Regions from separate parts of the Homo sapiens genome. Here region 1 is linked to region 2. A link is an interaction called in ENCODE POLR2A ChIA-PET data of the cell type or tissue named here. Cell type or tissue: OCI-LY7. All regions are shown on one strand. Region 1 holds the start of STAC3 (SH3 and cysteine rich domain 3). Region 2 overlaps R3HDM2 (R3H domain containing 2).

Region 1 (8,000 bases), 130 kb before region 2:
GGCCCAGACTCACCCCACTTTGCCGAGTCTCTGCTGGGAAGGAGGGCTTAGGGGACTCCAGCACCTCCTTTTCTGTCATCCTGCAAGAGGTTGGACCCCACTATGAAATCTAATCCCTTTCATTCTTCTCTCCCTTTCTGTCCCTTGCAGTAGGGTGGTCCTCAAAGGGGAGGCTTTCGGAGAAATGTGATGAGAGATTTTGCTGTTGTTACTGTTGAGATGGGGTCTCACTCTGTCACCCAGGCTGGAGTGCAGTGGCGTGATCATGGCTCACTGCAGCCTCGACCTCCCAGCCTGAAGCGATCCCCCTACCTCAGCTTCCTGAGTAGCTGGAACACAAGGTGCACACTACCTGGCTACTTTTTTATTTTTTGTAGAGACATGGTCTTGCTTTGTTGCCTAGGCTGGTCCCGAACTAGCTCAAGCAATCTTCCTGTTTCAACCTCCCAAATTGTTGAGACAGGCGTGAGCCACTGCACTGGGCCAAATACAGATCCTTTGGCAGGTTTTATTAACAGATTTCATGGAGGTCTAGAAAAAAGCTTAACATGGCCGGGTGTGGTGGTGCATGCCTGTAATCCCAGCACTTTGGGAGGCTGAGGCAGGCGGATCACTAGAGATCAGGAGTTCAAGACTAGCCTGGCCAACATGGTGAAACCCCATCTCTACTAAATATATAAAAATTAGCCGGGTGTGGTGGCGGACGCCTGTAATCCCATCCACTCAGGAAGCTGAGGAAGGATAATCGCTTGAACCCGGGAGGCGGAGGTTGCAGTGAGCCGGGATTGTGCCACTGCCCTCCAGCCTGGGTGACAGAGCAAGACTTCGTCTCAAAAAAAAAAAAAAAAAAAAAAAAAAAGCCCAACAGACTAAAGAGCTTCCCAATTAGTTCCTCAAACTGATACTCATCCTTCCATCCTGAGGGGCGACCCCATAGTTTACAGCCCTTACACAGTGTTCAAAGCTGCGTGGTTTACGTCATTTTCCTATAGGTACTTTGTTTCTCCTGGAAATCTGTGGGCAACAGAGATGTGATGCATACCTTCCCAGATCTCCTCTCTTCAAGAGGTTTAATGTGTGTCCTCGTGTGCACACAAGGAAGGATGGACTGGAGACATTTGTCCTCCCCTACTTTTTTCTTGAGCCCTGGGGGCCCTGTGCCTAGTTCTGTCCCAGCCTGCCTCAGGGCTCAGCTATTTTAAGTTTTCAGGGTAATATGAGCCTTTCCTTCCCTTACTACTTCATTCCCTTCACCCCACCCCCACCCCCACCCCCCGCTTCAATCCAAACTCATCCTAGAGTAGAATAATAATTTTACGCCTAAAACCCAAAAGACTCACAGACAAGGAGAGAAATGAAGAAGCTGAGTAGATTATAGATCAGGGCAGCTGGGGTGAGCAGTCGTGGAAATCAAGAGGATGAAGAGGTAACTTACGTTCGGGATTCCCTAAGTCAGTCCACAGGCTGTAGAGGGAGCTGGGAGCCTCGAGGCCTTGATGGTGGTGCTGGGGAAAAACTGGTCCTCTTCCTTGGGGGCTAAGCCCCCCCAGTACCCCCTGTGTTCACACCAGCTACCCAGTCGCTATTTGTAGACCTCCTAGCCTCCTGCCTTGGTGTCAGGGCTGAAATGACAGGGCTGGAGGAAAGTGGACAGCTGAGAAACACAGCTGACACAGAGAAATTGGACACTGAGAGGTCTGGGGCAGGGCCGGACCCTAACTCCTCCCAACCCCCTAGAGCTGCTGTTCCTTGATTCTTCATCTAAGGCGAACAGGTGAATAATGGCTGAATTCAGGAAGGGACAGTTTCTGTTCATGCTCATTTAACATTTAAGGGGAGTTTATTTTTATTTTTCATTTATTTTTTGAGACAGGGTAAAAAAAGACTAATTTGAACTCATAGAGCTCTCCTATCAGCCATACTAGATGGCTTTTTTTTTTTTTTTTTTGAGACAGAGTCTTGCTCTTGTTGCCCAGGCTGGAGTGCAATGAAGCGATCCGGGCTCACTGCAACCTCCCAGGTTCAAGCGATTCTCCTGCCTCAGCCTCCTAAGTAGCTGGGATTACAGGCGCCCACCACCACGCCAAGGTAATTTTTGTATTTTTAGTACAGATGGGGTTTCACCATGTTGGCCAGGCTGGTCTCGAACCCCTGACCTCAGGTGATCCGCCTGCCTTGGCCTCCCAAAGTGCTAGGATTACAGGTGTGAGCCACCGTGCATGGCTAGATTGCTTTTTATCTGTAGGTGGTTGGAGGAGTACTTTGCTATCCTGTAAGAAAGTGAAGAATATGTAGTATTGCTTCATTCCCTCCAGCAGCTCCCAGAGACATCTCCCCACCCTCCTTCTTGTAAAATTTTGTCCTCAGACTGAAGGGAATTACCAGGGCTATTAAAAAGGGCCAGTTAACACTGGACAGAAGCATATAGCTGCCACATAAGGAATTTTTTAAATCATTTCTAAGTAATGTCCCCTTCCTCATGAGAACTGCAAACTCTTAAAGGTAGGATGGCCAACCCTCACACTTCCTAAACCCTTTTGATTCCCTGATTCCATCTCCCACCTTTGATGCCTCAGTATATAACTGATGGATCAAAGAGACAGATGCCATTCTCATCTCACAGGGGTGCACCCTTCTACTCTTTGGGCTGTGACATGGATGAAAGAGGAGATACTCCCATCTCAGGGGAGAGCAATTTAGAGGTGGCAATGCAGTGCTGCTCTATTCCTTGTATCTGTAAGAAATAAAGGACTGTGTTGGAGACTGGGTCAGGCAAGCTCCTGTAGGATCGTCGTTAGGGATACAGCTACTTGGACCCAAGAGATTTCCAGGGCAACGTGCTTTGTCATTCTCACCCACTACTTTTTTCTATTTAAGGGGGGAGTTTGAAAAGGGGGTGCAGGATGGTTCTGACTCTGCAGGTTCTTTAATGGCCCTGCTCTGACAGGCTGCAGAACAACAGGGCTTGCTTTGAGATGCTCTAAAGGAAAAGCTCCATCTTGCAGGCAAGATGACTTCTGCTCTTCGTCTTTTTTCAGCCACATAGGACAGGGACTGCTGAGCATGTTTGGATAATACAGCATCTTGGCACTGCGAGTTCAGTTGCTGTAGCTTTCATTGTAATAAAAATCTGCTTCTGTCCCTGACAGGTAAAACCCAATCCTCCAGCTTTAGGATTAAAGAAAGGCAGCCAGGCACGGTGGCTCACGCCTGTAATCACAGCACTTTGGAAGGCCGAGGCGGGTGGATCACAAGGTCAGGAGTTCGAGACCAGCCTGGCCAACATGGTGAAACCCCATGTCAACTAAAAATACAAAAATTAGCTGGGCACGATGGGGCACAGCTACTCAGGAGGCTGAGGCAGGAGAACTGCTTGAACTCGGGAGGTGGAGGTTGCAGTGAGCCGAGATATCGCGCCACTGCACTCCAGCCTGGGCAACAGGGCGAGACTCCATCTCAAAAAAAAAAAAAAAAGAAAGGCCCAAGTTCTCCATCCCTAAAGGGTTTTCAGAAGACGAGCTGGGCTGGGAGTGGTGGCTCATGCCTGTAATCCCAGCACTTTAGGAGGCCAAGGCGGGAGATCACTTGAGCCCAGGAGTTCAAGACCAGCCTGGGCAACATGGTAAAACCCTGTCTCTGCCAAAAATAGCAAAAAAAAAAAAAAAAAAGATTAGCCAGGCATGCTAGATCGCGCCTGTAATCCCAGCTACTCGGGAGACTGAGGCACAAGAATCGCTTGAACACGGGAGGCGGCTGCAGTCAGCTGAGATCTGCCACTGCACTCCAGCCTGGGTGACAGAGCAAGACCCTATCTCAAAACTCAACTACAAGGGCCCTAAATGAGTACACAGTACCACAGAATTAATAGTCTGGAAGGAAACCTAGAGGTCACCTACTAAGTCCAAGTCTCTTATTTTACTGATCTGGACACAGATCCAGAGTTGAGAAGTGATATGCTCGATGAACCACAGTGGCAGAACCGGGAGAGCCCAAAGCCATGGTCCCATTAGAGATCTAGCCATCTATCAGAACCGTGTACAGGGAAGAGGATGAGACAGAGGGAATGGTGTTAAAATAGTGTGCGTATGCTAGAGAAAGCCATCCCAACCCACGACAAACACCTCCAACAGCTGTAGGGCTATACCTACCCAGGGCCTCCAACCCTTTACCCATACCAGGGCGGCAACAGAGAAACAGTGACTGATGTCCAGTGACAGATTTTTTTTTTTATATTTAAAAACAAAACCAACCTCCCCCCAAATAACCCCCAAACAAACAAAAAAACAGATTAAATAAAATTTACAGTGAATATACCCAGCAAACATCTGTATGTGCAATTAAATACTGTGTCTGTTACTGCGGCACGAACCTCAAACAAACAATATACAAGTGTTCTGGGGGGGCCAGGGGAATCCCAAGTTTTAACTCTGTGGGGTCTAGGAAGACAAGATGGGGAAGTGAGAGAATGGGGCAATCAATTTTGTTTATCTTAATTCTGTCCATATAAATATATTCATAAAGACCAAAAAAGGAAAGGAAGCTTGGGATGTTAAGGTAATAGGAGGACAGTGTGGGACTTTCCCAATTCTACCTGACCAAAAAATGAGAAATTAATTTTATGATAGGAGAAGAGATTTAAAAAAATGATAGAAGAGGATGGAAGCCAGGCACAGTGGCTCACGCCTGTAATCCCAGCACTCTGGAAGGCCAAGGCAGGTGGATCACCTGAGGTCAGGAGTTTGAGGCCAGCCTGGCCAACATGGTGAAACTCCGTCTCTACTAAAAATACAAAAATTAGCCGGGCATGGTGGCGCGTGTCTGTAGTGCCAGCTACTTGGGAGGCTGAGGCAGGAGAATCACCTGAACCCAGGAGCTGGAGGTTGCAGTTAGCCAAGATCGTGCTACTGCACTCCAGCTGGGGTGACAAGAGCGAAACTCCGTCTCAAAAAAAAAAAAAAAAAAAAAAAGAAGAGGATGGGAAGAAGAGTGATGCAAGGGGGGTCAACCAGGGAAAAAGAGAGGACCCATGGCAGGGGAGCAAGAAGGAGTCCAATGCCAGTGTAGGTATCTGTGTTTCCATCTTCATCACTGTCTTAGGTTCCAGTTTAACATCAGTTTCCTTACTTCCTGCCTCTGTCCATGGTCTGTCAGGATCCTTCAACCCCCTCCACCCTGCCCTTGCTCCTTCTGTGACAGTCCCTTTCCCCTCCTCCATTTATTGGGAGCTGGCTCGCTCCAGGATCCTCAGGTCATAGTTCTTTTTGGCCATTCGAAGTTTGAAGCGACTCACGGAGTTGTTGAGACGAAGGGAGGCATTTTGGGCAGCCAGGGGGCTGGGGAACACAGCCACAATGGTGTACAAGGCAGCGAGGTCCGAGTGGCGGCCATTCTCAGCAGTCCCACTGTTGTCCCCCCCACCCCCTCCAGGCAGCCCCTGAGCATCCTTGAGCCACTGGATCTTGGCGCCAGACATGGCGAGCTGCGTGAAGAGTTTGTCCGCCTCAGTACGGGTGATGCCCTCAGGGAGATCTGTCACCTCCAGCACCCGCCCCAGGACTGGAAGGGGAGGAGAGAGGACATGGTTGTGAGAGGAATAGGACAGGAAGGACTTGACAGCAGCCCAGCAGAGAAGTGTCCAGCTGACTAAGTCTGTATACAATGTCTTCAAAAGCCTGGCCTTTCTCTCTTAGCCCTTTCTTCCCCTCCCCACCATCCCAGCTCTGATCAGGGCAACTAGGAGAAAAACAAATGAACCTTTCTATTCTCCTAGCCCAGAGATACAGGAAAGAAGGGACAGGGAATCAGAATCCTGGGTTTCTGAGCTAAGAACCTATACCTCAGTTCTCTCACAAGGTGCTACTGCTATGAAGAAAATGTGGCTTTTGCTAATGTTCTTTAACAATAATGTATCAATCTGAAATATGTTCCATAGTTCCCTTCCCACTCAGAGGCTGGCTCAAATAGATTCTTCCTTCTTATCATCTCAGGAAGTCAAGTTTCCCTTCCTTTCCTTGTTTAGGAAATTGCTCCAAATCCCAAGACAGATCTTGTTCACCTAGTGGGAGGCTTGTAGGACGAGAGTTTCTCCCCCATATTCTCTACCAATCTTCTCCTAAACTGGGTCTAGGACTACCAAAGGTAGATGTCGTAGATTAGGGACAGGACACTAATTAGAAAACTCTTTGTTAATAAGAGGCAACTCCCATAATTGTGTTATTCCCACTTTTTACCATGATCTTCCTCAGAATCTGAGATGGCTTGGTAGGGAGGACTGAGATACTTCACTTCTCCAGTTTCTGCTTGCTTTTGAGCACAAAGGGTCCCACTTCCACTCCCCATCCTAAGCTGGCTTTTCCCACCCATGCTGGACTGGTAATTAAGCGCTGGAAGGGTGGGCACCTTCTCTTGGGGATTCAGCATCCCGTGACTCACCAACATCTGCTGTCCCCAGGTCAGTGGAGGCAGATTTGAGTGCTTGTCTCTTGCCCCGGTTTCCATGCTTCAGTCCACTCTGTCCCTTCAACATTTGAAAGACGACTCTCATCCCATGTAAACAACATTGACTGCCTTGCATCAGAATGTCTGCCTGAGAGATTGTGGAGTAGCACCAACCCAGAGGACCCCACCCCACTAGGCAGTCAGGTTGGCCATGGAGCAGCGACTGAGAAACAAAGAGCCCCTCCCTCTTGGCATGGGGGTCGGGTGGGAGACATGAGTATAGGAGGTAGGGCAAGGCTCCTGCTTTGTTCATTCTGTGTTATTTCCCTTGTATACCCAGCTGGTTGAAGCTCAGACACAGGCACCCAAATAAGAAGAGGGGTCTGATGGCCCTACAGTTGCTGGTGGACACCCTTACCTGGTGCACCGTGTAAGTTGACTGGCCATGGAGCAAGGGAGGGCAGATGGACAGATTGTACTGTAATGGCTGGCCCAAAAGGGAGTAGCGCCCATCACCTAGGGAGTAAGAGCAATTGGTTTTCTGGGAGCTTAAGCTTCATAGTATGACTTTTATAAGACTTCAAGGGGCTTTGGAGACAGCAACAATGCATACTATTCCTAATTTTCTATGATGGAAATGCCCATGCGACTGGTATAAGAGTTGTTTCTCTTCCTAAATCCTTTGGCTCTCAACTGTGTCTCACAGATAAATGGGACTACTAGGTCCCATCATCCTTGAAGAAAGGCTCTATCCACTGTAGACAACAGTCCTATGAAAATGACCAGGGAAGAAACTTACAGACCCTTATGAATGTCTTTTATCTCTCTTTTTTTTTTTTTTTGAGACAGAGTTTCACTCGCCACCCAGGCTGGAGTGCAATGGCATGATCTCGGCTCACTGCAACCTCTGCCTCCTGGGAAGCGATTCTCCTGCTTCAGCCTCCCGAGTAGCTGGGATTACAAGCATGTGCCACCACGCCTGGCTAATTTTTTTTTGTATTTTTAGTAGAGATGGGGTTTCACCACGTTGGCCAGGCAGTCTTGAACTCCTGACCTCAGGTGATCCGCCTGCCCCGGGCTCCCAAAGTGCTGGGATTACAAGCGTTAGCCACTGCGCCCGGCTGTCTTTTATCTCTTATATAGATTCTCCCAACCCCTAAACCCAGGGTTCAAGTTTCTGACTCATGTGAGAGGCAGTATAAGCACAGTAGACAAGAGCATAGTCGTGGAGCCAGACTGCCTGGGTTAAAATAGTGGCTCTGTTACTGGAAATATGATCTAACGTTGGGTATTTTTTTCCCTCATTAATGTTGCTGGAAAGGTTAAACAAATATAAGACATGTAAAGCATTTATAGCAATGCCTGGTACATATTAAGTACCATTAAGTGTTACCTATTATTGATAAATATTACATTTCAGAGCACTTTAAAGTTTTTAAACTACATTCTCATTTTTATACTGCTTGTGACAGCTAAGGCAGAAAGCAGATAAAATTCCCATCTTATGTGTGATTAACCCCATTTTACAGACTAGGAAGTGAGGTCTACTTCTGAGTTTAAGT
Region 2 (8,000 bases):
CCAACATATAATCAGATGAATATCAGATGAATATGCTCCTGCCTCACCTATTTTTAGAGGAAAAAAATGGCTATATCTCTTCATAACTGTGCCATTCAACTTACACTGTGCAAAGACCAGAACAGAATGCACTTGGAAGAAGCAGCGTTTTTTCAATTCTTAAATTCTCTAGACTCTATGAGTAAATACTAAACTGTATTTTCAAAGGAGAAACAGGCTGGTTCTTTCAAAATATGGTCCATTTAAAGTACTTATCCAGGTCAGATCAGCTGCTTTTTTTTTTTTTTTTGAGACGGAGTCTTGCTCTGTCGCCAGGCTGGAGTGCAGCGGTGCAATCTCGGCTCACTACAACCTCTGACTCCCTGGTTCAAGCAATTCTCCCGCCTCAGCCTCCCGAGTAGCTGGGATTACAGGCCCACACCACCATGTGCAGCTAATATTTTGTATTTTTAGTAGAGACAGGGTTTCACTATGTTAGCCAGGATGGTCTCGATCTCCTGACCTCGTGATCCACCCACCTCGGCCTCCCAAAGTGCTGGGATTACAGGCGTGAGCCACCATGCCCAGCCAGATCAGCTGCTTTCTAACCCCTCTCCATCAACCAGAGTAAGCCATCATCTCATTCTGTAAACCCAGGCTTTCTTACTATTAACAACAGACAGCATGGTCAAAGGGGCCCAGTTTTGAGTTCTGGCACTCTTGGTCTTGGACCTATTCTGGGTCCTTCATTGAAGATAGAACCACTATGACCCTCCTCTGACTTGCCCATGCCCTCAGGGCAAGATGTCCATGGGACCAGAGGACATACCTACCTGAAGAGCCTTACTCGACTACTCTCAGCTATGCTCCAGATCCCAGGTTTTCCTGCCTAAGCAGCCCCAAACCCCAATCAGGGCCTTCAGTGGATTTCTTCTCATCTCAAACTTTGTCCTTCCATGGACAATAACCTTCTGTTATACACGTTCCATTGCCTGAATGGTGGGCAAGGGACAAACAACGGGAAGGGTACAGATGGAGACTAGGCTTGTAGGATATCCCTGAACCATCCTATTCTGTCTCAAAAAATAATTTCCCCTCAAAGTTCTAACAGTTTTTTAATTTTGATTTACTGGGTGAGGTGGCACATGCCTGTGGTCCCAGCTACTCAGGAAGATGAGGCAGGAGGTTCACTTGAAGCCAGAAGTTCAAGGCTGTAGTGAAATAAAATTATTAAGTTCCTTTTTTAAAAATCTTGATTTATAACTACTAAATATTTAGAAATATGGGGACGGGGGCAGTGGCTCACACCTATACTCCCAACACTTTGGGAGGCTGAGGCAGGCGGATCACCTGAGGTCAGGAGTTTGACACCAGCCTGGCCAACATGACGAAGTCCCATCTCTACTAAAAAATACAAAAATTAGCCAGGTGTGGTGGCAAGTGCCTGTAATCCCAGCTACTTGGGAGGCTGAGACAGAAGAATCACTTGAACTCAGGAGGCGGCGGTTGCAATGAGCCGAGATGACACCACTGCACTCTAGCCTGGGCAAAAGAATGAGACTCAGTAAAAAAAATAAAAAATAAAAAAAAATTTTAAAAAAGGGGCAACCCACTTGGGTCCCCTTCCATGCTGTGGAAGCTTTGTTTTTTCGCTCTTTGCAATAAATCTTGCTGCTGCTCACTCCTTGGGTCCACGCTAAATAAATAAATAAATAAATAAATAAAAGAGACTTGGTCTCAGAAAAAAAAAAAAAATTAAAAATATGGAATGTGGGCTTCCATTCATGCTGTTGCCCAGGGACTGAAGTTGTTAGTAAAACCATGCCCCAAAAACTTAAACCAGTAACTAACAGAAAGTCTTGAGTTTGCAAGATAGCAGATAAGAAACAACTTTCTGAAACACTGAAACTCCTTCTGCTTGTAAGATAACAAAACTGGCTGAAATCAGTTGCAACCAATATAGCCAACTAGAGTTCACTCTGAAGGAGCGTCATCACAGCCTGAATTGCCACCACATGCTTCATATTAACTCCTCCCAAATTTGAACATGGGACCCATGAGGAGTCATGAAGAGATAACTGGGTACTGCCAAGGACTTTCTAGACCTCCCCTTTCCTTCCACCAATCACCTAGTAATCCCAGAATCTACCCGCTAAACCTGTTCTAATAAAATTACTGCACCAGGAGACAGATTTGAGCTTGACTCCTGTGAGTCAACTGGCAATATAAGCTTTTCTTTTCTCAAAAACTCAGTGTCATAGTATTGGCTTGTAGTGCATTGGGCAGCAAGCCCCTTTTGCTTGATAACATTAGGACCATGCCTACCTAGCCCTATCACATACCAGGCTTTGTGATCCTAGATAAGTAATCACCTCTCTAAGCCTCTCTTTATCTCAATGTAAAATAAGCAAGTTGAAACCTTTCGGCCAGGGGCAGTGGCTCACACCTGTAATCTCAGAAGTTTGGGAGGCCGAGGTGGGCGGATTGCTTGAGGTCAGGAGTTTGAGACCAGCCTGACCAACGTGGTAAAACCCCATCTCTACTAAAAATACAAAAATTAGCCAGGTGTGGTGGTGCATGCCTGTAATCCCAGCTACGCGGGAGGCTGAAGGGAGGCTGAAGCAAGAGAATCTCTTGAACCCAGGAGGCGGAGGTTAAAGTGAGCTGAGATCATGCCACTGCACTCCAGCCTGGGTAACAGAGCAAGACACTGTCTCAACAAAAAACAAACAAACAAAAAACACCTTTCATAGGATACTGTGATTATATAATTTTCAAAGTAATTTTGCAGGGTGTCTGGCCCACAGCAAATCTGTAACAAAATGAAACTATTATTACATGCTATGTCATCACTCTGTTTCCTATCATGGGCAAAAAGGGGACATGAAAGGGCAAAAAAGTAGAGCCAATTTCAGATAAACTATAATCAAGAGAGCTGTTTGTGGGTCTCATTTTAAGGATTTGCTTTCATGGATTCCATCTTGGTCTGTCTGGTGGTATTATTTTTCTTTTTTTTGAAACAGGGTCTTGCTCTGTTGTCCAGGCTGGTGTGCAGTGGTGCACTCAAGATTCACTGCAGCCTTAACCCCAGGCTCAAGTGATCCTCCCACCTCAGCCTCCCTAGTAGCTGAGACTACAGGCATATGCCACCACGACTGGCTAATTTTTTGTGTATTTTGTAGAGACAGCGTTTTGCCATGTTGCCCAGGCTGGTCTCAAACTCCTGGACTCAAGACATCCTTCTGCTTTGGCCTCCCAAAGTGCTGCAATTACAGGTCACTGCACCCAGCCTATTTTTCATTCTTCTCACTAAAGTCTAAGTTCTGATTCAGCAATTCTACTTCTGGGTATATATTCAAAAGAATTGAAAATAGGGTCTCAAACAGATATTTGTACATCCATGTTCATAGCAGCACTATTCATAATAGCTACATGGTAGAAGCAAGTGTTTATCAACAAATGAATGGATTTGTTCCAAATGTGGTATATACATGCAACAGAATAATATTCAGCCTTAAAAAGGAAATTCTGACATATGCTGCAACATGGATAACCTTGACGACACGCTAAAGCCAGTCACAAAACGACAAATTCTGTATAATTCCACTTATATGAGGTAGTTAGAATATTCAAAATCATAGAAGACGGAAAGTAGAATGGTACTTGCCAGGGCTGGGGGAAAGGGGGAGAGGAGAATGGGGAATTATTGTTTTATGAGTACAAAATTTCTCAGTTTTACAAAATGAAAATAATTATGGAGAAGGATTGGTGGTGATGGCTGCATGACATCATAAATGTATTTAATACCACTGAACTGTTAAGAGGGTTAATTCTGTTAAAATGGTAAATTTTATGTTATGGTTAAGATGGCAAATTCTGTTATGTGGATTTTAACACAATAAAAAATTGGAAAATGAGGCCAGATGCGGTAGCTCATGCCTGTAATCCCAGCACTTTGGGAGGCCGAGGCAGGCAGATCACCTGAGTTCAGAAGTTTGAGACCAGTCTGACCAACATGGAGAAACCCTGTCTCTACTAAAAATACAAAATAAGCCTGGCGTGGTGACGCATGCCTGTAATCCCAGCTACTCGGGAGGCTGAGGCAGGAGAACAGCTTGAACCTGGGAGGAGGAGGTTGTGGTGAGCTGAGATTGCACCATTGCACTCCAGCCTGGGCAACAAGAGCGAAAATCCGTCTCAAAAAAAAAATAGAAAATGAAAAAAACGATAAGCTCAATAAGGGAAGGGATTTTTTTCTGTTTCTTCACTGCTATATCCCTTACTCTCAGATAGCTCTGACACAATGATTAAGTATTTGTTAAATAAGCTATTGGCCACAAAAAGCAAATATGAAGTGGTTATCTAATATTCCAACATCAAAATATAAGCCTATATATGTAATATATACAATATAATATGTAAGCCAGCTTGGCCTGACCAGAAAATAAATTATATATATATGGCTACTTCACTTAGTGCTTCCTCTAACTTCAGGACAGTTTCCTTAAAAATGAAATTAATGAATATTAGAATATATATTTAATATAAAGGTATTTCTGATCTCTTCAACTTATCTTCCTTACCTGTCTACATAGGCATACTAAAAATACTCAGTAACTCCATACATAATCTCACCAGAGAGAATTACTAGCATAATTCAATTAACTAAGTTGTACTGAAGCTCTAGTTTTAAGCTCCAAATGTAATAGGATGTAACAGAAAGAAGTCCAAAAAAGCAGGTAGGAAAACGAAACCTTTCTTCCTGTTTCTCTTGAGTCTTGAATAATTCAATCCTATTAACTCCTAAAAACTCAAAGCCAAGTCTATGAACTATATCCTATACACCATGACACTCTCAAAAACATATTGTTTTTCAAATTTCCTTAATCAATCCATTTTTATCTTTCTGATGAAAGTTCATTTCCCAACTAAAGGTTAAAATATTATAGAAGTAAGTGATTCAGAATCAAATCTATTCTGAAACAGATTTAAATGACACTAATATTACACAAAAGACCCTTGCAGGTAGACAGAATGATGGCTGGGAAAAGAGAATACAGCAACACATCCTGCAAAGCCTAACTGCAAATTAAAGTGTGGCAACAAGGGGAAGGTTGCAGATGTTCTTTCTGTGTTACACAAGTCCCCATACTAGCCTGGGTACTTATTCAAAGACACAATAAGATTGCATCCTCCATACTGGTCTGATTCCGAAACTTGTCTACAACAAAAGACATCATCTTAAAACTCTTGGTGACCTCAAAATGCTATGAACAAAATACAAATATGATATTCTTGGGCACTGACAAAACAAACTTCTAATACCCCTGAATTCCACTTAGATGGATTAACACAAATCTTCTCTGAACAAAATTCAAAGCTTTCTTAAAAAAAAAGACACAAAAGCCAAAAAGCTACAACATATCAAGACCGAAACTACAATGCTATAAATATCCTGAAATGCCTCAAGGTGTGTAATTACTGAAGCTAATTAGTATTCTCAAAATTAAACATCCACTGCAATGCTCAAGGAATTGGAGAGGTGGGCAGAAAGAAAGAATGGGCAGGCCGGGCACGGTGGCCCACACCTGTAATCCCAGCACTTTCGGAGGCAGAGACGGAAGGATCACCTGAGGTCAGGCATTCGAGACCAGCCTGGCTAACATGGTGAAACCCCGTTTCTACTAAAAATGCAAAACAATAGTCGAGCGTGGTGGTGCACACCTGTAATCCCTGCTACTTGGGAGGCGGAGACAGGAGAATCACTTGAACCCGGGAGGCAGAGGTTGCAGTGAGCTGATATCACGCCATTGCACTCCAACTTGGGCAACAAAAGCGAAACTCCGTCTCAAAAAAATTAACATAAAAATAAGAATGAATGGGCAAATGAGGCCGGGCACGGTGGCTCACGCCTGTAATGCCAGCACTTTGGGAGGCCAAAGTGGGTGGATCACAAGGTCAGGAGTTTAAGACCAGCCTGGCCAACATGGCGAAACCCTGTTTCTACAAAAAATACAGAAATTAGCTGGGCATCTGTAGTGTAATCCCAGCTACTCGGGAGGTTGAGGCAGGAGAATCTCTTGAATCCAGGAGGCGGAAGTTGCAGTGAGCCGAGATCGTACCACTGCACTCCAGCCTGGGCGACAGAACAAGACTCCATCTCAAAAAAAAAAAAAAAAAAAGAATGGGCAAATGAATCCCATCAAAAAGATAAAATTCAGATGTATCTCTAATAAAGAAAAGAAAATAGGATTCTAGAATTAAACAATATAACTTACTGAGAGAAGGAAAATGGTATCGACTTCATAAATCACAACTAAAATGTGACATGTTTATTGATGTTATTCACAGGAAAGTGAGAATTAGGTGGGCAGGCTGAGAATTGCAATTTTATATATACATACATATAGAGAGAGGGGATAGAGATAGAGAGAGAGAGAGACAGAGACATAAACACACAGGGTCTCGCTCTGAGGCCCAGGCTGGAGTGTAGTGGTATAATCATGACTCACTGCAGCCTCAACCTCTCAGACTCAAGCAATCCTCCTATCAGCCTCCTGAGTAGCTGAAACTATACACATGCACCACCATGCCTGGCTAATTTTTTTTTTTCACTTTTGTAGAGATGGGGGTCTCCCTATGTTGCCCAGGCTGGTCTCTAACTCCTGGATTCAAGTGATCCTCCCAACTCAACCTCCCAAAGTGCTGGGACTACAGGTATGAGCCACTGCACCCAGACTTTTTTTTTCTTTTTGGAGGCAGGGTCTCTATTGTTCAGGCTAGAGTGCAATGACACAATCGTGGCTCACTGCATCCTCAACCTCCTAGGCTCAAGAGATCCTCCTACCTCAGTCTCCCAAATACCTGGGACTATAAGCACACACCAACACATCTGGCTAATTTGGTTTTTTTTTTTTGTAAAGTTTCACTATGTTGTCCAGGCTGGTCTCAGACTCCTGGCCTCAAGCAATTCTCCTGCCTCAGCCTCCTGAGCACCTGGAATTATAGGCATGCACCAACATGCCCAGCTAATTTTTGTATTTTTAGTATAGACAGGGTTTCACCATGTTGGCCAGGCTGGTCTGAAACTCCTGACCTCAAGTAATCTGCCTGCCTCAGCCTCTCAAAGTGCTGGGATGAAAGGCGTGAGCCCAGCCTACAAAAAAAAAAAAAAAAAAAAAGGGCTGGCTCACACCTGTAATCCCAGCACTTTGGGAGGCCGAGGAGGGCCGATCACCAGGTCAGGAGATAGAGACCATCCTGGCTAACACAGTGAAACCCTGTCTCTACTAAAAATACAAAAAATTAGCCAGGCGTGGTGGCAGGCACCTGCAGTCCCAGCTACTTGGGAGGCTGAGGCAGGAGAATGGCTTGAACCCAGGAGGCGGAGCTTGCAGTGAGCTGAGATCATGCCACTGCACTCCAGCCTGGGCGACAGAGAGAGACTCCATCTCAAAAATAAATAACTAAATAAAAAATAAAATAATTTTTATTTATTTATTTATTGAGACGGAGTCTCGCTCTTGTTGCCCAGTCTGGAGTGCAATGGCGCAATCTCGCCTGACTGCAACCTCTCACTGCAACCTCTGCCTCCCGGGTTCAAGCAATTCTCATGCCTCAGCCTCCTGAATAGCTGGGTTTACAGGCATGCACCACCAGGCCCGGCTAATTTTTGTATTTTTAGTAAAGTCTTGAACTCCTGACCTCAGGTGATCCACCGGCCTTGGCCTCCCAAAGTTCTGGGATTATAGGCGTGAGCCACAGCGCCCAGCCAAAAAAAATTTTTTTATTAGCCGAATGTGGTGGTGCATGCCTGTAGTCCCAGCTACTTGGGAGGCTGAGGTGAGAGGATCGCTTGAGCCAAGGAGGTCAAGGCTGCAGTGAGCTGTGGTCACGCCGTTGCACTCCAACCTGGAGTGAGACCCTGTCTCTAAATAAATAAATAAAGGTTAGCTATTATTTTGTGTTATTATTAAGTCTTCTTTAATACATTGGGATCACAATTTGTAAAATCTGGAAGA

Evidence for each region. ChIA-PET counts read pairs that join two places held together with the same protein. Peaks named below come from ENCODE experiments on the same cell type or tissue, not always from the same donor. Only the 100,000 strongest peaks of a DNase experiment are listed, where the experiment ranks them.
Region 1: POLR2A ChIA-PET joins it to region 2 with 10 read pairs; 7 of 35 experiments call an interaction of 5 or more read pairs at or near these places.

What each region holds. Positions count from the first base shown.
Region 1 is chr12:57,249,558-57,257,557 of GRCh38, forward strand. STAC3 (SH3 and cysteine rich domain 3) reads right to left here and starts at 1,630. Exons shown (of 12, transcript NM_145064.3): 1 at 1,436-1,630; 2 at 14-80. The coding sequence starts at 79. It overlaps R3HDM2 (R3H domain containing 2), which reads right to left. Exons shown (of 24, transcript NM_001394031.1): 22 at 6,857-6,954; 23 at 6,433-6,517; 24 at 4,207-5,556. The coding sequence ends at 5,216. In OCI-LY7, a CTCF peak has its summit at 18; no DNase peak of the experiment used is centred here.
Region 2 is chr12:57,375,403-57,383,402 of GRCh38, forward strand. The region is part of intron 2 of R3HDM2 (R3H domain containing 2); the gene reads right to left. Among named protein-coding and RNA genes, the nearest start is that of R3HDM2, 52 kb to the right of the region's middle. In OCI-LY7, no CTCF peak of the experiment used is centred here; no DNase peak of the experiment used is centred here.